Regions from separate parts of the Mus musculus genome. Here regions 1, 2, 3, 5, 6 and 7 are each linked to region 4. The links are chromatin contacts, found by Hi-C in ENCODE. All regions are on one chromosome and are shown on one strand. The core of a region is the stretch at or near the end of the contact, and the rest is flanking DNA. Distances in the headings are between cores, read along the strand shown. Region 1 has its middle 17 kb from the start of Gm52192. Region 2 overlaps Ghr (growth hormone receptor). Region 3 has its middle 50 kb from the start of Gm16311. Region 4 holds the start of Ddx23 (DEAD box helicase 23). Region 5 holds the start of AW549877 (expressed sequence AW549877). Region 6 overlaps Ghr (growth hormone receptor). Region 7 holds the start of Oxct1 (3-oxoacid CoA transferase 1).

Region 1 (2,819 bases), core at 269-2,768, about 95 Mb after region 4:
CATACCTGCCCCCAACCCTGCCAACCCTGAATTTTCCAGTCCAGGGGCTGGGCTGCCCTTCCCCACAGAGGCTCTTCTCTGTATAATCCAGACTCTCTCTCTCTCTCTCTCAATCTCTCTCTCTCTCTTCTTCCTCTCCCTTTCTCCTCCTTGTCTCTGTGACTGTTCCCTTTTTCTCTCCCCTCCCCTCCCCTCCCCTCCCCTTTCCCCATGGCAACTCCACTGGCCTCAATCTTTGAGGCAAGTGAACCTACCCACCCAAGAGCAGCTTCCCAATAAACTTGCCTTTAACCTAATCTAATCTAATTTGGCTAATTTCACTGGCTGCGGAGAAATAACCTATCAATAAGTACTAGGGGAACCTGGAATGTTTGTTAGCTTACAGGGTAATTCCATCAAGGGAAGGAATGCTGTACCTGTTTTCCATCCAGAAGGCTGCGAGAGGATGGATGGATGTGCATTCTAGCCTGGTGTCCTTTGTGCTGTCTGTGTGGCCAGAAACCACACCAGACCCTCCCACAAACCCTTGCTCTTCTCAGCCAGTCTTCAGAACCTATCTAGACAGAAAGCGTTACACTTACTTTGCAAAGAGTCTTTATTTAGCTTACTGTCTCTCAAACAGATTTATAAGTGTTTTAACATGCATACAAGATTGAGTTCATTATCATCAGAATAAGTCTTCACCAGACTGTGCTGTGCTTAAATATGGCTAAAATAAGCTAGTCATGGGCAGACTCCCAAGGTACTGGTTACTTAGTTGTGTTGAACATAACTGTTGGTGGAGGTTGGAGACTCCTGCAGCCAGGAAGGAGACCTGTTCACTGGTGTAATGGAGGGATAATTTAGTGAAGGTGGTGCAGGCAGGAAGAGCCTAGCTCCTGCCCCTCCTCCTGTTGTGCCTGTCTTGCTTTTCTCTCACCTGCCTGTGCCCTGGGGGCAGTGGCTTCTTGCCTTCCTCCCTTTCTAGCAGGTCCAGCCAAGCCTCCTTTGGCTCTTCCTCAACTTTCAGTAGCTAAACGAGTTAATTCATTAGAGAACCCAAAAGGACGCTGTGTTTCAGCGAATAGTCCAAATGCTTTCTTCCATCCAAATTTCCCATTAATAAAACTTATATACTTTAAACCACCGATAACTTTCTTTTATTGAAATAAAAAAGGACACAAAGATGGGTGGCTAGGAAAGGGGGTGGATCTAGGAGGAGTCTGGGAAGGGGTGAATGTGATAAAAAATGTTATGAGGAGGTTTCAAAAAACTGATAAATATGAGGAGGAAAAACAAAATAAATGCAAGTTTTAGTTAAAAAAAGAACTTCTCAAACATAAAACTAAAAATGCCTGTTTTAAATAGTATCATTTCCACAATCTGGACAAACAGTCAGCAAAGTTTAAGGCATCAACCTGCTGACTCCAGTAAATGGCAAGGAAGACAGGAAGAAAAACTGCTGCTGGGCTTTGAAACTGTCTCCTGAGTTCCTAGATCTCTTTAATGTGCTGCTGCCAGGAACAACACTAGGAAGTTCACTGACTGACCCTTGACCTATGTGCTGTCACTTATCATGTCCCCCAGGTCCTCAGAGACCAGCTGGGCATACAGATTTGTTGACTGCAGCCTCGTGGGATCCCCTTCTCCCAGCGGGGCACTGTTTACAGCATACACTTGAAAGGCACCATTTTATAGCAGAAACACAGAAGCCTCTGGAAACAAAGGGGACTGGGAACAGCCTGTCCACTGCACAGCTTCCTGATCCTTTTCACCCTTTCTAAAAAAGAACGGACAGACTGCCCTTGAATTTATTATCATCTTCCCACATCACAGGTATAAGCCGCCATGCGTGATGGATCGAGTCCCTTCGTCTTACTTGCCCTTTAGAAAACCTTAGGAGCACCATCTCTGTTCTGCTCTGCAGAGGAAGCCAACACCCTTTAAGTCTACCCTCATTTCCAGGGAAGGCCCTTGTTCAGCCGGGCCTTTTACTTGGAAGAACTGAATGTGCAGAGAAAGCCAGTTAACCGTTCTTTCTTCCAAGTGGAATAATAATTCTTTCTACTATTTAGAGAACACGTGTCAGAGCCTTGAACTCTTAGAGAATTTTTATTTTGGCTCCAGGTTTTTTTTGTTTTTGTTTTTGTTTTTTTGTTTGTTTGTTTTGTTTTTTTTTCATGCTGAAATCAAGCCCAGGACCTCAAAAATGCTATCTAAGCAAATGCTCTACTTTTGAGCCACGTGTACAGCCCCTTGCTATCAGGTGTTCTCTGGCATTTTTTGAAAGTCAAAAATCTTGTTTTACAAAAACCCATTCTTTTCACACTTTCTCTTTTTTGGCTAAGAATTTACATCAAATCTTTGTTCTTCATATGGAGTTTCAAGTTGAGATTGAGCTATGAAATTTAGGATGAATTTTTTTTATTTGTTTGTTTTATTTATAAGAGTACACTGTAGCTGTCTTCAGACACACCAGAAGAGGGCATCAGATCCCATTACAGATGGTTGTGAGCCACCATGTGGTTCCTGGGAATTGAATTCAGGACCTCTGGAAAAGCAGACAGTGCTCTTAACCACTGAGCCATTTCTCCACCTCCAAGATGAAATTTCTAATCTGCTTTAAAAAAAAGTCAGATCAAGCTGAAGCTCTGACAGTGTTAAGCCTACAAAGAACATGTACCAAACTGTCCCCAGTAAAGAGGGGACAGGAGACCTATCATTCTCTTCTGAATGCCCATGCCCACAAATTCACACCGTAACAAAGATTCTCTGAGATGAGAAGTGAATAGGAACCTGTGAGGGTGGGCCCACACAACCCTCTCTCCTTAATCAACTTT
Region 2 (2,749 bases), core at 102-2,601, about 95 Mb after region 4:
AAGTAGGAAAAAATTATCACTAAAGAAGTCTATTTTAAAAAACCAAAGGTCAAAATTCTGGTCCAAACACTGAAAGTCTTCAGAAGAACTTGATAGAATAGAGGTTCCAATGCTCTCATTTGCATCTTGGGCATGAAGCAGAGATCCAAAAGGTGAAACGATTTCCCTCCGTCTCTAAGTCAAATAAAGGAAGCTCCAGAGAGGAATGCAATGGCTAAGTGTATCCTTAGCCAGATTTGAGGCCAGGCGATGATGCTGTCAGTGTCCTCACTGTGTATCAGGTGTCTCTGCAGGCCAGGGCAGCCGTCCCTGTGGTTAGGACACAGGCAGGCTATGTGGAATGACTGGATCCCACTGGCTTGGCAGAGACAAAGGGCCATGTGCTGAAGCTCAAGCTGGGAAGGAAAGTGTCTGGCACTCACCAGATGAGGGCCTTTCACTCAGTAAAATCTTTTCTCTGCCAGTGGCCCACAAGCTACAAGCCTGAGCAATGGTTGTTTTGCCATCAAAAGCAACAACAACAAACACAGATGCCTTTAACATGCAAATGGCTATGCACACAGTTTTCCTGTAGATAGGGAAGTGCTCTAAGCAAAGCAGCTATCAGACAGTAGACACCAAGAGCAAAGTTATGTGTGTGGTTTTTTTTTTTCTCCTTCTCCTTCTCCTTCTCCTTCTCCTTCTCCTTCTTCTCCTTCTCCTTCTCCTTCTCCTTCTCCTTCTCCTTCTCCTTCTCCTTCTCCTTCTCCTTCTCCTTCTCCTTTTCCTTCTTCTTTTCTCTGCCAGGCATGGAACAAGAGAACAGTGTGTCCTACAAAACAGCTTGCACAGGAAAACAGAATCCACCCTGTTGGTCACCTGAGGGAGTCAGTCAGCTCAGGGAAGTTACACATTTTCTGTTCATTTGCATAAGGGAGGAACTGAGTTGTGGCATCATGAGTGGACTATTTATAAGAAGGAGAGAAGAGTGGGTTTTAAAAGGAAATACCAGAATGTGCTATACAGAGGTCACAGCTTGGGGAAAACAAGACAAAACAAAACAAAACAAAAAACAGCTTGCCTGGCATTTCCCAGGAATGTGTGGATTGAGCCCCTCCTAGAGAAACCAGAAACCGCATTACCTGGAGCCTTGGTCTTAATTCATCCTTTTGTGCCCCTTTCATGGAAGCCAGACATTTGTAATTTCGTGTGAATAAGCCATGAAATTTGTTTCATTACTGTTAGCAACCATGCATGTCACTAGCTCATCTGCCCCCCAACCTTGTCCAAATTAGAAGAGAACGTCCCTGTCTTCATGCAAACTCCAGAGCTGAGCAAGTGAAAGGAAAGGCAGCACTGTGCTCCCTTCTAGCAGAGACCATGCAAGCTGCCCAGGTGCAAATGCCCCGCCCCACAAAGAACTGCTGGCTCTTGAGCCAAACAAAACCTAGCTGTGGATAACGCAGCCCACAGCCTGCAGCCTAACATGTTCCTGCCTCTGTTGTAGTGGTTCAAGCAAAGTTCTGGGGGTAAAGTCAACTGGCTTTAAATCAGAACTCTCTGAATTCTCTGCCTCACATCTGTTTGTATCCAGATAATTGCACACTTGAACCTACCTTGTCGTGTTCTTATGAGGATGAAATCAAACAGTCACACAAGAGAAAACCATTCAGAGTATGTGCAGCGTACAGTTCTAACACTCAGCAAATGTTACACAATTGCAAAATAATGTGAAAGGCTAATTTTCACTCTTTGGTTTATCTCTGAGAGTCAAGTTTTGCTAAACAATTCTAAGCATATAGAATATATGAGAGAAAGTAGGTTTTGAGGTTTTTTTACTCCTGGGAATTTGTTGTAATTCACCCCGTGGTCACTTTGGGAAGGTAAGGAGCTAGAAACAGCAAGAATATCAGTTACCCCTGACCTGCTAAGGCAACAAAAACCTTAGCAAAAATAAATGCTGTACATGAACCCTGCTCCTGGCATAGGGGAATGGCTAACACTTGTCTTAGTTAGGGATTTATTGCTGGGAAGAGATACTGTAACCATAGCAACTCTTATAAAGGGAAGCATTTAATTAGGACTGGCATACAGATTCAGAGGTTTAGTCCATTATCATCATGGCAGGAAACATGGCAGTGTACAGGCAGACACGGTGCCGGAAAGGTGCTAAGAGTTCTACATCCTGATGTAAAGGCAGCAGATGTAGACTGTGTGCCCCACTAGGCCTACCTTGAACATATAAAACCTCAAAGGCTACCCCTACAGTGCACATGTCCTGCAGCAAGGCCACACTACTCCAAGAAGGCCATGCCTCCTAATAGTGCCACTCCCTATGGGCCAAGCATTCAAATAGATGAGTCCGTGGGGGCCATTCCTATTCAAACCACCACAACATCCTTTACAATGACATTTTTAAAGCCACTAAGAGAAGATGAAGCTCAGTAGCATGTGTTATAAAAGACAGAGATGTGTGGGTTATATTTTAGAATTATTTGCGTTGAAACAATTATAAAGCACTGGGAGTCAGTGTGGGAAGTATTCCATTATTTGACTTCATCTTCAATAATGGGTACTTCTCAAAGACTCAATTCTTTGTGTTTAAGAACTACCACAGCTGTTTTTTTTACATCTAAGATGCACTAGGCTCTGCATAGAATACTAGTTCTTAGCCCCAAGTCTACACTGGAGGGAGCTTGCAGGGTGTCAACTGTAGTGAAATATGTGTTTAGCTCCAAGGAATCGGGACTGAAAAGAGACTGAGTTTAGT
Region 3 (2,741 bases), core at 19-2,518, about 92 Mb after region 4:
TAAAATATTAATTATAGACGCCAAGCTCCTCTGAGTCACACAGTGCCCTTCCTCCAGCCCATCCCACCCCATCTCGTCCTGCTGTTATTTTGGTGCATTTGGCAGAACCCATTTTCTTTAACGAAACAGACATTTCCTTTCCCAGATATGAGTCCAAGTTCCAGACTTAAAAAAAATCAAAAACCTAACAATTGATGCTTACTTTATCAAAGCTGTTCTTTCTAGCTATAAATCGCACATGTATTATTATTTGCTAGAGGGTTAAGTGTCCGTTCTTTCATCAGAAATTCTGATTTCTAAGGTACAGGGATGTCCACTCAGTAAAGCAATTTATAAACTTGTGCTCCTGAGAATTTTACCCACCCCTCCTCCTCTACTTTCCTCTTGGCAGGAGAAGGACCTTTGTCTTACTAATACAAAACTAGAAAGAACTTTATACCTGAGACTTAAACATTAAACAAAAGTATATCCATTTAAAATATTTGTCCGGATGGTAAACAAGAGGGGTTAGCTCAGCCTTGGAATCAGTTGGGGTGGACTTCCTGAGGGCAGAGTGGACAGAACCTGCCTGTTTTGTTCTTCCAAGGCAGAGGTTTGATCTGGAAACAGTAAAAAGCTTTCTTTACCCCCAAGTCTAAGGAATGAGAAGAGGGTTAAAAAACCAAGCAGGAACAGAGAGCAGCTTCAGAGGCTGTGTGTGCCTTCTTGCTTATGCTGCAGTTTAAAGGATTACTTCCATGTTGGTCACATGGTCTCAAGTGTTCTCTCTCCCTTGCTACAAATTCATTCCTTCAAAAGCCAGAAGTGACTGAGTAATTGCAGATGTACAGTGACTACCAGACTGTTCTTTGTCACCACTTTCCTGTTTCAGTTGGGAGGAAGTGGCTGAGTGAGCTTGAGACTCGAGGGTGGGGAACAGATCTATTACAATGACCCTGTTAGCCCCAGCCTAGTTTTGCCTTAGTGAAGGGGTGATGAAAACACTTTAAACAGTTGCCAACATCCCAGGAGAAAATATTTGACATCTCACCTATATCAACAAGCAAGAGTTAAAGGTTAAATCACACACAAGTCAAGTGCTGGGAAAAGGATATGTTTATGTCATCAACTTTCTTTGTTCTACCAGGGTCTTGTGTCAACAAGGAGACACATTCCCCATTCCTGGCTGGAATCACCGAGACAATAGAGATTGATGACAGACACTTTGGGCAGGAGCCTCAAGCCAATCCCCTTCTAAGCCTTTGTCCTTTGCCTCTGGTTGGGGGGCACCCTCACCATTCATCAACAGCTCCGAACAGCCATCTGTTTAGGGTGGATGACCTTCCTGTGTCTTTACCAGGATTCTTGCGATTCTGAGCACCAAGCTCAGGGTGGAAGCAGGAAAAGCAAGGAAGAGGAAGATACTGGGATTTATACTTTTCCTGTATTGATCTCAGCTCCAACACTTTATCATCCAGATGCAGTGCTTGGCATGGCTGGTGTTCACATGCAATAGGTTCAGTGAGAGAGGGGGATCTTCTGGGGACAGCTCAACCTCTGAGTCAAGATAACTTTAAGTCAAACTTTGTGAGGAAATGAAAATATTTCCAAAGGAAAAAAACACAGAGTTGTCACTATGGAGACAATAGGTAAGGAAGGGAGGAGTAGTGCAGCAAGCATAGTAGTGTAGTCCTGTCAGTCTAGCACGCACGGAGTCCAGGCAGTAGAATCATGAGTTCAAAGACCAGCCTGGAGGCTACAGAAGTGGCTCAGTTGGTAAAGTGCCCCATGAAAGCACAGCAACCAATGTAAACTTGGATCCCCAGCACCCAGATGAAAAGCCATCCATGCTGTAATTCCATTGGTTGGGGACAGAGGCAGGTGACTCTATGAAGCTGACTGTAGGCAAATCATTGAGTTCGGTGAGAGGCCATAACTTAAAAAGTAGGTGGAGGGGGCTGGAGAGATGGCTCAGCGGTTAAGAGCACCGACTGTTCTTCTAGAGGTCCTGAGTTCAAATCCCAGCAACCACATGATGGCTCACAACCATCTGTAATGGGGTCTAATGCCCTCTTCTGGTGTATCAGAAGAGCAACGGTGTACTCATAAAAAAAGATAATTATAGTAATAAAAGAAAGTAGGTGGAGAACAACTGAGGGAGACAGTCAACTTTGTCCTCTAACACACACACAAACACACACACACACACACACACACACACACACACACACACACACGTAACTCAGACATACATGCACATCCACATGCAGGCATGCGCATACCCATGCGGTTGCCCGTCCAGTGCATGGAATATAGATGGCCTTTGTAGCATAGGATACAATAATGTCAGCCTCATTGACAGTAGAGATCAGATATAGCCAAAAGCATTTCACAGTGTAACATTTTCTTTCTCTCAAAAACACATGTTATTTTATCTGTATGGGTGTTTTGCCTGAATGTAGCCCTTCATGCCGTGGGTGTGCTTGGTGCCTATGCAGGCCAAGAGAGGTCACTGGATCCTCTGGAACTAGATTTACAGAGGGTTGTGAGCCACCCTGTGGGTTGTGGGGATTGATTGTGGGTCTTCTCTGGGTCCAACCAGTATTATTTACTCCAGAGCTATGTCTCAAATCTCTGTGTAAGATTTTCTACAAACAGGATTCTATATGCCTTTCTCTGGACAATGCTGGCTCAACAAGCCCTGGTCTTCATGTCTGTAAAGTTACTGTTTCTGTAAATATACTAATCAACTGCTAAGTTAG
Region 4 (2,975 bases), core at 322-2,821:
AAAGGGGGGGTGGTGGTGTTAGGGTTTAATTCTGAGAGTGGAGAGCCCTCTAGTGTTCATTATACCCAGTAGATTCAGACTGACCAAGTCCTCCCTGCACTAGAATTTGCAATATCAGAGGCTACAAGAGCTCTCCAAAAGTCTCCTTATAGGACATTGAGCCACTGTCAGCGTAGCTGAGTTTTTTAGTTAGGGTGTATTCTGAGACCCTGTTTGAGAACTGAAAAAATACCCAGAGTGAAAAACCAGACCTGGGGCTAGAGAGATAGATGACTCCGTGGATAAGAGCACTGGTTTTTCTTCCAGAGGACCCAGGTTCATATTCCCGGCATCCATAGGGCAGTTCACAACTGTCTATAACTTCAGCTCCAGGGGATCTGACACCCTCACACAGACATGCATGTAGGTAAAACACCAATGCAGATAAAAATAGAATAAATTTAAAGTAGAAAGACCAACAACTATGTGGGATTAAAGCAAACCCGAGGATGGAAAATGTAAAAGGAGGCAGTGGGTACCCTGGTTAATCTCAACCATCCTACCTCGCACAATGTTGTATTCTGTTTCAGCGGGTGCTGACGGTACTGTTTGAACCCAAGAGAAAGGAAGTGGGTCTACGACTAGAAGAAAAATTCGGTGGACTGATGTATGGAGAACCTGAAGGAAGACATCAACAATAACAAGTAGCCCAAGTGGGCAGTTCCTGAAGACCAGGGAAACGAGGAAGCAAGGTCCCATGAGGAATGTTGAATAAATAGTAAGATACTTGAGGGGGAAGTCCTTCCAGGGAAACCTCTGAAATGTTAGTTTATTATTTATTGGGAGTAGGGGGACAGTGGGTACCCTGGGGTTGTTCAGGCATTCATCCTGCCGGGGCCCCAAGGTTACTCCTGTGACTGGAGTAGTTCTACTGTGAAAACTGTACTACCTTCATTGTGAAGTACTAAGCTACTCCAGTGAACTAATCTTTAGTTCATTATCTTCCATTCATCCACGGAGGCAATAATCTCTCTCACAATTTTTATAAAAAACACTTTTCAAAAAAAAAGGGGGGGGGCTGGCGAGATGGCTCAGTGGGTAAGAGCACCCGACTGCTCTTCCAAAGGTCCAGAGTTCAAATCCCAGCAACCACATGGTGGCTCACAACCATCCGTAATGAGATCTGACTCCCTGGTGTGTCTGAAGACAGCTACAGTGTACTTACATATAATGAATAAATAAATCTTTAAAAAAAAAAAAAAAAGCAAATTATTTGTTACCGTATAAACTTTCTCGCTGAAAGCTGCCAGCTTTGACTGAAATCAACTGCAATACCTACTAGAAGATTCCAGAAAGACTGCTGCGGAAGAACCTTGTAAGTAGAAAGACAACACTTGGAAAATTCTTTCTCCTACAAACACCGAACCTTTGGCAAACCACATTACCCAGAAGACCTTACGGCCTGGCCGGCCCTCGCGCCGTGCATTCTGGGATTGGTAGTTTTCAGGGCCTATTCGTCAGCTCGCGTGGTGCAGGCCCAGGAACTCCCTTTCCCGGCTTGCCGCGCGGCCTGGGTGCTCCTCCGTGATCTGGAAACGCGAAAGATGGCGACTGTTCGGCGACGTTGAGGCCGCGTTAGGCGGTTCAGGCGCGGGGTGGTGAGTCTTGGCGGTGGAGGCGGCTCCCACGAGTTTGGAGAGTGGGTGAGGAGCGGGAAGATAGCCGTAGCCTCAGCCCGGAAGGGGAAGAACGCCTCAGGGAAGGGGCACGAGCCAGGGCAGCTCCGGCGGGCAAGAGTGAAAGGGGCGCGGGCCCCGGGAGCAGTGTTGGCTGCCCAGGGCACAGGCCACTTCCAGGACTGTATTATGAGCCTAGACTTTGGCCCGTGGACATCGCCCTTGTTATACGTCAGTCTGACTTAATTCTTGTTTCCTTACTTCGGCCAGACAGGAACTCTAATGTGCTCCCAGAACCCACCCCATGCCTTCCGGCTCGGGGTTGCCAACTAGTGCTTCGGCCGGAGATTAGTTCTAACCCTAACCCACAGTTGCACATCTTCAAATTCTACTCGTACTTTAAAACGAGCCACTTCCTCTGTGGGCCCTTCCATATCCTCTTTACGAATGGAAAGGACCGGCAACTTTGGATTCTTCGCCTGAACGTTCTTATCTTGGCGTGTCTTGTGCCATCTGCTGCTTCCTGTGGACAGAATTTCATTTTGTAGTTTCCACGGGGCCTACAGCTGAATGTTGCATATATAGTAGCGCTTGATGAACAATTAAATGAAAACAATTGGCCTTTGCCCTACAGAGAACTGGGAAGCACGGCCAGGGTCTTTTGGAGCCCGGGTCTTTTGGAGCTTAAGCTGGCCTTGAATTCAGTATGCAGCCTAGTCCATTTTGTCTTTGGACGCTCAGTACTGCCTTCACCTTCCTAGTGCTATGATTACACTTGTAGACTATTAAGCATTTTCTGTAATTAAAAAAAAAAAACAAAAACCAAGTCTACATATTTCCTTGTAAGTCACCAGAGTAATTCTTTTCAAATGTAATTTTTGGTCGTATTATACTCTGCTTAAAGTTCTCCAAATGTTCTCGTTGAGATGACGTTGAGAGTCACATGCCTTTGCACGGGCCCCTAACAGTGTATTTTGCTTCTATTGACAGTTCTCATTCTGTCCCAGACAAACGCCATTCAAGCTTAGTGTCTTCTTTATTTTCTTTCTTTCTTTTTCTTATTTAAAATCTACTTATTTAGTGGATTGAGTACATTATAGCTCTCTTCAGACACACCAGAAGAGAGCATCATATCCCATCACAGATGATTGTGAGCCACCATGTGGTTGCTGGGATTTGAACTCAGGACCTCTGGAACAGCAGTCAGTGCTCTTAACCGCTGAGCCATCTCCCCAGCCCCCTGTCTTTATTTTGTTTTCCTTTTCCTTTTTTTCCCTACAGCTGTAGTGAAAGTCACCAGTAACTTCCACTTCCCCCCCA
Region 5 (2,700 bases), core at 159-2,658, about 95 Mb after region 4:
GTGGTTGCCAGCAATGATCTCTCCAGCTTGTGCCTGGAAATGTTATTTAGTGCAGTTTGGCATGTTAGAATATGGGTCCTTAATTTCTGTGGGATGCTTGCTTGTTTGTAAACTGGGTCTCAGTATGTACTGGCTGCTCTAGAACTGCCAGCATCCCCTCCAGCCTTAGCTTCTCAAGTTCTGGGATTACAGAGTAAGTCAACACTCTAGCATAAGAGTTTGAATTCTGTAGTTCACCTTGATTATAGAATGCAATTTTTCTGGCCTTCAGATTCTTCATTATAAAGTATCATAAGGATTTGTTGTTGATTATTGTTTTCTATTAAAAACCATTTTCCCAAGTACGTAAGGGCATTACACAAGTACCGAAGACACAGAGCACGTGTTTTTTGCTCTGTGCATTTAGAGTAAAATGACAGGAGAAAAAAACTGGTCATCATGGCCACTTGCAGAAAAGTGACTGTGGTTAGTCACTCTTAAACGATCACATTACTATTTTCATAGTTTAAATATTTTCTACCAGGCTACAACAAAAACCTTAAAATTAAGATGAAGGGTAGAGTTATTCAAAATATATTGTGCCAAACCGGGGGAAACAAACGAACAAACAAAAAGCCAAAACAGCATTAGATTTCCGTGGCCATAGGCAAGAATTAGCATTCATGGAATGCAAAGCAATTTGACCACTTGAGTGCTGATTAAGACCCGGAAGAACACTTAACACTTGTCAGGAAGGTCTCAAGGTGAACTAAGACAGTGAGGTCGCTGCCACGTTTAGGTCGCAAGACATTTAAGGTACTTTAAGTGTGAGCTAGCCAAGATCAATCCGGAGTAAAAACAAGCTCCAGGGTGAAGATTCGGGGAAAGCGTTATGCCAGCTAGCAGGCTGAGGACTGCCAAGTTGTCTGCCCTCACACTAGGTCTCGCAGCTTGGATGAATCTCACCCGTCCGCAGACTTCCGTTTCTGACCTTCCCCCACCACCCCCCGCCCCCACCATTACAATCAAGTTTTATTTTAGTCCACCTCCTTCACTACAGCGCCAACCGCTGCAAATCCTCTTTCCAGACCTTCCAAACCGCCCTCTTCCAGCCAGCTGCTGCGGCTGCAATCTCCCTGCACCCGCGGAGAGAGTCGATGTCCTATTGGCTCAGCTCGGGGCATGGTCGGCTTCCGATTGGTTGAAATTAGAAGGCGGGAGAGAGGTGTGCCCTTACATCATCGACTGGCCCCTCGCAGCACGGGATTGTGGGAGGGAGAGGGCCACTGGGAGGAACTAAATACCCGGAACGACCTTTGCGGGCCGGGGCGGTCGTAGCCCGGAGCCTATGTCTCCGCCCACCGGCTGGGCGGGCTCCGCCCCCACTCCGCCAGCCAGGCCGTCAGGTGATCTGGGGCTCACGTGGTCACGTGGACAGGGCGGGCGCGCCCGAGCTGGCCATGGCGGCCGCGGTGTCCGGTGTGGTGAGGCGGGTGGAAGAGCTCGGGGACCTGGCTCAGGCTCACATACAGCACCTTAGCGAAGCCGCGGGGGAAGACGGTGAGGGAGCGCCGCAGAGGGAAGTGGGCGGACGGTGGTGAGATGCGAGGGGACCGCTGCGCTCGGTGGCCAGAAGGCGCGGCCTTCGGTCCGAGGCGGGGTCCCTGGTGCTGGCACTGCTGAGCTTGGTCCCCATTGGGCAGTCATCTGCCCTCTCCTCAGATGTCCTGTTACCCATGCAGCGTTTTCTACGTTCCTTGAAATCCTTTTTGTTTACATCCGACCAGATGTGTGGTGTCGAATCTGCGAGAAGGGTAGACTTTAAATAAAAGTACACACGGACTTTCTCCGGAATGTTCATACTGCCCAGAAAATGAACAGTATGTTTTTTTGTTGTTTTTTTTTTTTTTTTTTTTTTTTTTTTTTTTGCATTCAGAGAGACATGCATGACAGTTCACTTTTTCATTACTGCCTTGTAAATTTCCACTTTGTTTTCAATTCAAAATTCAGCTGTAAATACATATTGTACACAGTTATGGTGTAATTTTAATGCTCCCCCCCCCGCCCCATTTTAGTCCTTAGGTATTTTCTTAGAAGGGAAAATAGGTTAGGAAATACGTCATTCTTTTGACATCAGACTCGGTTTGCTTTTTATAAATTCTCAGTTGCCAATTGGTTCGACAGTAATCTTTTTTTGTTTTTTGAATGTTGAGCCTTTACCATCCATGAGCTTTAAAATTCTTGTGATTAGAGTCATACGATGACCGAAATGAAACATTTCTCCCAGGTGATTGACTAGTTGGTGTATTTACGGAATCAGTTCTATAATTAAATGAAGCACATATGACCACACTGAGGCTTTTTATCTTTTGGTTTGTGGCAAGCGGAACATAGAATTTGTAGTCACTGTTACCTCCCTGGGTCATGTGTCAGCCAGAGCTCAGGTAGTCTTACTTACTTATTACTGAGCCTAACAGTAATTCATATTTTCTTATGAAAGAATTCTATGATCCATTGTGAAAGGAGGCCTGGAAAGGAGGTTCAGTGTTCCATGGCCTTGTTTGGAGGCTTTGTTTATACATCTGAAAATTTACTAAAATCATAACTGTAGCTATCTGCTTTACAATCTACTAGGCAACATTGACGTTAATCTTACTGGAGAATTACTAACAGGGCTTACTTAACACCAGATTATATGTATTTGAATTATACTTGGCCCTT
Region 6 (2,700 bases), core at 56-2,555, about 95 Mb after region 4:
TCCCACTTCCTGAAAACCTCCCAGTTAATTTTCACATTTGATCCTACCAAAAATTCCAAGGGTGAGTGTTTGGGAGGGAGGGTGTGAAGCATGCAAATATATTCAGACACAAGAAAATACTGGGTTTGCATAGAGATGTGTTTTCTAAAGTAAAACTACTTGGAGATCAGGGAATTGAAATGTTGTCCTCTGTCTGCAAAGGAACATGTAGAACATTTGACATTTTATAGCTCTTCAGGATTCCATGGCTGCTACCAGAGCCACACCTGTAGAGCCATGAAAGCAAACATTCTTGCTCAGCAGTTCACTATGATTAGGGATAACAGGAAGAGTTTTATCAGTATTGTCAAGTTTGCAAATGTTAGAAAAGAAGAAGAGAAGAGAAGAGAAGAGAAGAGAAGAGAAGAGAAGAGAAGAGAAGAAAAGAAAAGAAAAGAAAAGAAAAGAAAAGAAAAGAAAAGAAAAGAAAAGAAAAGAAAAGAAGAGAAGAGAAGAGAAAAGAAATCAGTCCATGGAGGCCATTGAAGAATTGGTGGAGTGTTGATAAGGTGACTTGTAAATAGGGCAGTATTATGGAAATACTGGGACTAAGCATCAAAGTGGTTGGCAATAGTTGTCAAATGCAACAATCCTTCCCCAAAGAGTTGAGTACTGAGTTTCTTTACCACCCATCCTGCCTTGTCTCTAGAGAAGTGTGGACATAGTCACCATAGGTTATTTTCCCAAAGAAGTGTATTTCCTTCAGATAAAGGCATGTGCTTACAGAGCCCATTGATCAAGTCCCTCATTCATTAGACCGAAAGACTGAAGGTGCAGCCACTCTTGGGCTTCTAAATCACTAGAAAAATGGAGACTGGTGGCTCTTGGTGAACATATGCTTGGGTGTTTCAGAGCACACAGTCATTCCCAGGGTTCCCTTAATGTTTGAAAGGTATTTCTCACCTCTCAGCTTCCCTCTTGTTACACCTCCCTGGGATCAGTACAGTGTTTGTAAAACATAAATTAAGCTCCTTTGGTCCTTGGGAAAGAGGTGTAAGAAATGTTAGTATAGTATTATAGAAGATTTTTATTTTATTTTATATTTTATTTTTTGTCTTATTCAAAGCCCTGTGCTGAGCAATTTTTTTCTATCTCCAGATGAAACTAAAAGAAAATACACTAGGCCCTGTTATTAGAGCTGAGCTTGTGGGTCTTTTGCTGTGAGGTGACCCAGTGGCTGGAAGCCAAGGACCTGAAAGTCTGCACTGCTCATTCTGTTTCCTGAGGAAAGAGCTCATGGGATGGAGAGAGAATTCCAACACGCTGTGCATCCTCATGACACATGGGGCACTTCTGAAGTCTGAGGCAATGCTAGACTTACTAAGATTTCTTCCACAACGTTCTTGTCCACACACTCACGACTTCACGGGGCTTTGAATGTTATATCAAGACCGTGGTCTGTGGCTGCTTGCCTTGACCTTGTCCCTTTTCTGTCTTGCAGGTCTCAGGTATGGATCTTTGTCAGGTCTTCTTAACCTTGGCACTGGCAGTCACCAGCAGCACATTTTCTGGAAGTGAGGGTGAGTTCTACATTCCTTTTCTCCTTGTGTGGTATAAAGAAACAAAGCAGTCCTGTGTTAAATCTGAACAAAATCGTCTAAGTTTTAGGTTAACAGCAAACAGGAAACCTGTCTTAGCTTTAAATTCATAACCCAGGAGAGAGCCATTCTGGGGATGTGTAAGTGGGGCAAGAGTCGTAGGCTTTGGCAACTGACATTTTCCTATTGGAAATTGATGTTACGTAATGCACAGGGGGACATTTATGATGAAGACAAGCCGGGTCTCCGGGAGAGATATTAAAATCACACCAAAGCATCATTAGCCTACTAATCGCTCAGCTCATCTGTAACTAAGCATAGCAGAATCTGTTTCCAAAGCCTGGAATGCAGTCCCCTTAATCATATTCCCTGAGATGTAAATCTCAGGCTTCCAATGAATTTGTGCCCCTGTTCTCTGAATAATCATTCATTTGGCTGAGTTCCAGAGGAAAAAGACACCCAAACTAGGTGACCAACGTTACCCAGAAATTGTGAGCTACCTTAGCTGTCTGACTATGTTCCCTTATGTTTTTCTTTTATACTCTCCCGGTTGTCTCAATATTTTCAGATTCACATGTCATAGCAGAAACAACAAAGAATAATGCAAATGGGTGTGGGGGTGTCTGTCTAGAAAAAAAAAAGTGTCCTTACAAAGGGCTGGCGGACGTTTTTGAAGACTGTCTTGAGCACGAGGCAGTTTTCTTTCCTGGTTTCATTAGAGGATAGAATAGAAACAATATGTTTTTGCCATGCTGTGCCTCTGGATTCTGTTGCTGCTTTAAGTGTAGCCTACTCCCTTACTCAACACCCAACTCATGTTGGAAAACACAATTTAACAGGCGACTTAACACCTTAAGATGTCCCGCTGACCTTGTGACCAAAAATAAATGCCCAGTAGTGAGCTGCTGACTGTGTTAGGAGCAACTTGGAAAGGGGAACGAATAGAATGCACTATTTGATTTCTTAAAGCAATCCCAAAAATATTTATAGAAAAGAAATCATAATTGTTTGTAATATTTTTGGGTTTTTCTGGTGTTATAATGTCAATATTATACAAGTCAGACGTGGAGGGAGAGAGAGTCACGGGCTCCACTTCAGCCGCTTTTCCCATGGCTGCTTTTTA
Region 7 (2,700 bases), core at 87-2,586, about 95 Mb after region 4:
ATGTATAAGCAAAAATATCCACCACCAGCTAGTCTGCTAGGAGGGCGACTCAGGATACCATTCTGTGGGTCAAGGTGTTTGGGTTTTTTTGTTTTTGTTTTTGATTTTTGTTTTTTTACGGTCTTTGAACATTGCAAGTCTCTAACCCGGAGGGGACGGAGAGGAATTCAAAATAAAGGACCGAGGCGTTTGCAAACTGCAGCGGAGCGCCGCCAGCCCTCCTTCTGCTTCCAAACGCTTGGCAGGCTAAATCGCCCCGTGACAAGAGCTCCAGTCCGGGTTCCCCTTTCTACCGCCATATAGGGAAGGGGAGGATGGGGAGCGGCAGTCCGCCTCCGCAGCGCACAGCATCCGCCCACTTGGCGGTGAACTTGAGCCAGCAGCGGTTAACCCGGCCCGGGGTTCTGGGCCTCAGCCGGCGCCAGCAGCTCCCTCAGGTGGGGCGCAAGCCTCAGCGCGCCGCCCTTCTCCGCTCCTCTCCTCCAACCGGCCCTTACCTAGGGCGACGGCCCCGGGGACCCCCTTCCCAAGGGCGTCGGCCTGGAGCCTGGAGTCTGTAGGAGTGGCGGGAGATGGGGACGCGAGTCCCTGGACGCCGACAGTCTGTCTCTAAGGCGTTGCTGCGTGGCTTTGGTACACAGAGCCTCGACCGCTTCTCCACCGCTGCAAGCACAGCGGGGAAGTGGATGGAGAAGCAAAGACAGACAGACAGACAGACAGACAGACAAGCGGCGGCGGGGCTACCCTGAAACCCGAGCGTCTCCAAGCCCCCACCCCCAACCCCCGGGCACGGCGCTGCAGATGCCAGATCCCCGACCAGAGGCGGTGGAGATGGGCAGGGCAAAGAACGCGCGCGCCGCTCGCAGCTCGTCCGCGCGTGGCCTTCCTCTTGCCCCCCTGCACCTTCAATTTACCTTATGCAGGGCGCCCCGCGAGCTGCGGGCTGAGGCGCCGAGCCGAAGCCCAGAGGACAGGAGTTTGAGAGCCGCCATCTTCGGCCCCGGGTGCGGGAGACGGTGGCGCGCGCGGGAGTGCGTGCGAGTGCTGGTTGCCCGGGGCCGCGGCGGCGTCACCGGCTAAGAAGAGAGAAGGCAAGGCGAGCGGTAGGGCGGGCTGGAGGCTCGACCGCGCGTCAGTGACGTCCTCGGGACCTCAGAGCGGTGCCGCCCCTTGCTGCCTGCTGGCTTGTCAAGAAGCGAGACAGGGAGGGGCTCACGGCTAGGAATGGAAAGGCTGCACAGCTAGGACGAGCCCCGCGGGTTGTGCCGGGGCCGGAGGTGCTGGGCTCCAGCTCATCTGCGGGCACACCCGCAGCGGCGGGCGCTGCACTCAGGCTGGAGGGGGCGCTAGAGCCTGCCTTCCCCTCGCGCAAGGCTTGGCATCAACCAGGGTTTCGGGTTGCCAAGGGCCTGGAGGGTCTCTTACTGAACGTGTTACTTTTCCAAATCGCCCTCTGGAATGAGTACAGGTACAAAGGGTCACTGATAAAGATCTCCTTCCAGATCTAGACAGCTCACCTTTCCAACATTTCTCAACCCCAACACCCACAACTCTCTTCAAGTCTGGTTTTGCCCTTAGTTTCCTCTGAAACCCAGCAGCGTGCTGACTGACCCTCATGAGACATGACCTGCTTAACCGACAGAGGGACAAGATTAGAACTGGGCTGTTGTTCCCCATCATCCTACTCTGTGTTCCAGAATTTTCCTGGAACCGGAGTCCCAACAATTCCAGAAATTACAGAACAGGTATAAGCACAGAAGTGTCTGTCTCCTCTCCTCCTCGTCCTTGTCCATGTTGTATAATTCCCCTCACCTTGTAATGCTCTTCCTGTTGCAGTTTTGTATGAGAAAAGCCAGTCAAGGGACACAATGAACACAAAAATGCTCGGCACTAAATTTAGCTAATATTCGGTGGTGGGTTAACTTCATCGTTTTGGAGGTTTTCGTTTTGGAGTTTGTTTTTTGCTGTTTTGTTTGAGGAAGGATCTCTAGCTCTCTTAGGTCCCACTGAAACTCTATATATGGCTCAGGCTGACCTCCAACTTTTTTCTATTGCGGCAGCCTATCCCAGAGTATGTGCAATTGTGCCTGGCTCAAGCCTTATCTTTTGACTGGCACCCAACCGGCCTGAACCATTTCTTCAGGACGTTCTACACTCACCGCCGAGTTTAAAAGACCACTTGGAAGCCCGGGAAATCCTTTTATTGGATTAAAAGCCCATCGAGTCCTGGAAGAACAGTTTAAATTTGAAGTGATGCAAAACCCATGACAACAGTAAATGACTCTTTAACTTCCTTAAAAAGTATGCCGATACAATGAAGGATGAACAGTCCTGTTTAATTAAAACCTGTCTACTGGCCTGGGGAGATGGTAAAGACACTTGCCTCCAAGCTTAGTGACCTCAGTTTGATCCCTGGGACCCACATGGTAGCAGGGAAGAACCAACTCCAGCCAAGTCCTCCTCCGACCTCACATGCACTGCAGCGAGTGCATGCCTGTGTATGTGCGCCAAAACAAATGAATAAGGAATTTAAAAATCTGCACAGAAAAGCAACTACCTCAGTACTCCCTTAACTCAAAAATGTCTCCTGTAAAGATTACGGTTTTAACATGGAAATAAAATATCAAGTTAAACTATCATCTGATTGCATAGGAGAAGTGAACTCAGTAATCCTGGATATTTTGGGGGCGCATTTTAATA

The links. Hi-C counts contacts between places; a loop is a spot of excess contacts on that map.
Region 1: a loop to region 4 is called in a map of T-helper 17 cell, with 34 times the contacts of the local background. The contact joins the enhancer-like site here to the promoter of Ddx23 in region 4. A Hi-C loop is called at or near these places in 3 of 37 maps with a recorded cell type or tissue (T-helper 1 cell, T-helper 17 cell and T-helper 2 cell).
Region 2: a loop to region 4 is called in a map of T-helper 1 cell, with 40 times the contacts of the local background. The contact joins the enhancer-like site here to the promoter of Ddx23 in region 4. A Hi-C loop is called at or near these places in 3 of 37 maps with a recorded cell type or tissue (T-helper 1 cell, T-helper 17 cell and T-helper 2 cell).
Region 3: a loop to region 4 is called in a map of regulatory T cell, with 16 times the contacts of the local background. The contact joins the enhancer-like site here to the promoter of Ddx23 in region 4. A Hi-C loop is called at or near these places in 2 of 37 maps with a recorded cell type or tissue (T-helper 1 cell and regulatory T cell).
Region 5: a map of T-helper 2 cell shows a loop between it and region 4 (24-fold over the local background). The contact joins the promoter of AW549877 here to the promoter of Ddx23 in region 4. A Hi-C loop is called at or near these places in 2 of 37 maps with a recorded cell type or tissue (T-helper 17 cell and T-helper 2 cell).
Region 6: a loop to region 4 is called in a map of regulatory T cell, with 53 times the contacts of the local background. The contact joins the enhancer-like site here to the promoter of Ddx23 in region 4. A Hi-C loop is called at or near these places in 3 of 37 maps with a recorded cell type or tissue (T-helper 17 cell, T-helper 2 cell and regulatory T cell).
Region 7: a map of regulatory T cell shows a loop between it and region 4 (25-fold over the local background). The contact joins the promoter of Oxct1 here to the promoter of Ddx23 in region 4. A Hi-C loop is called at or near these places in 2 of 37 maps with a recorded cell type or tissue (T-helper 1 cell and regulatory T cell).

The regions. Positions count from the first base shown.
Region 1 is chr15:3,231,410-3,234,228 of GRCm38, reverse strand. No RefSeq gene overlaps it. Among named protein-coding and RNA genes, the nearest start is that of Gm52192, 17 kb to the right of the region's middle. Within about 2 kb of position 1,518, at least 1 of the 3 ENCODE cell types and tissues checked has a DNase peak (open chromatin) inside an H3K27ac peak, as active enhancers do.
Region 2 is chr15:3,506,904-3,509,652 of GRCm38, reverse strand. The region is part of intron 1 of Ghr (growth hormone receptor); the gene reads left to right. Among named protein-coding and RNA genes, the nearest start is that of Ghr, 75 kb to the left of the region's middle. Within about 2 kb of position 1,351, at least 1 of the 3 ENCODE cell types and tissues checked has a DNase peak (open chromatin) inside an H3K27ac peak, as active enhancers do.
Region 3 is chr15:6,258,563-6,261,303 of GRCm38, reverse strand. No RefSeq gene overlaps it. Among named protein-coding and RNA genes, the nearest start is that of Gm16311, 50 kb to the left of the region's middle. Within about 2 kb of position 1,268, at least 1 of the 3 ENCODE cell types and tissues checked has a DNase peak (open chromatin) inside an H3K27ac peak, as active enhancers do.
Region 4 is chr15:98,661,485-98,664,459 of GRCm38, reverse strand. Ddx23 (DEAD box helicase 23) reads left to right here and starts at 1,571. Exons shown (of 17, transcript NM_001080981.1): 1 at 1,571-1,637.
Region 5 is chr15:3,994,454-3,997,153 of GRCm38, reverse strand. It overlaps AW549877 (expressed sequence AW549877), which reads left to right and starts at 1,408. Exons shown (of 6, transcript NM_145930.3): 1 at 1,408-1,539. The coding sequence starts at 1,440. Gm2093 (predicted gene 2093) reads right to left here and starts at 1,115. Exons shown (of 3, transcript NR_045740.1): 1 at 1,070-1,115.
Region 6 is chr15:3,456,789-3,459,488 of GRCm38, reverse strand. Ghr (growth hormone receptor) reads left to right here. Exons shown (of 11, transcript NM_010284.3): 2 at 1,481-1,559. The coding sequence starts at 1,490. Among named protein-coding and RNA genes, the nearest start is that of Ghr, 130 kb to the left of the region's middle. Within about 2 kb of position 1,305, at least 1 of the 3 ENCODE cell types and tissues checked has a DNase peak (open chromatin) inside an H3K27ac peak, as active enhancers do.
Region 7 is chr15:4,025,064-4,027,763 of GRCm38, reverse strand. It overlaps Oxct1 (3-oxoacid CoA transferase 1), which reads right to left and starts at 1,336. Exons shown (of 17, transcript NM_024188.6): 1 at 915-1,336. The coding sequence starts at 992. BC037032 (cDNA Sequence BC037032) reads left to right here and starts at 358. Exons shown (of 2, transcript NR_028266.1): 1 at 358-1,745.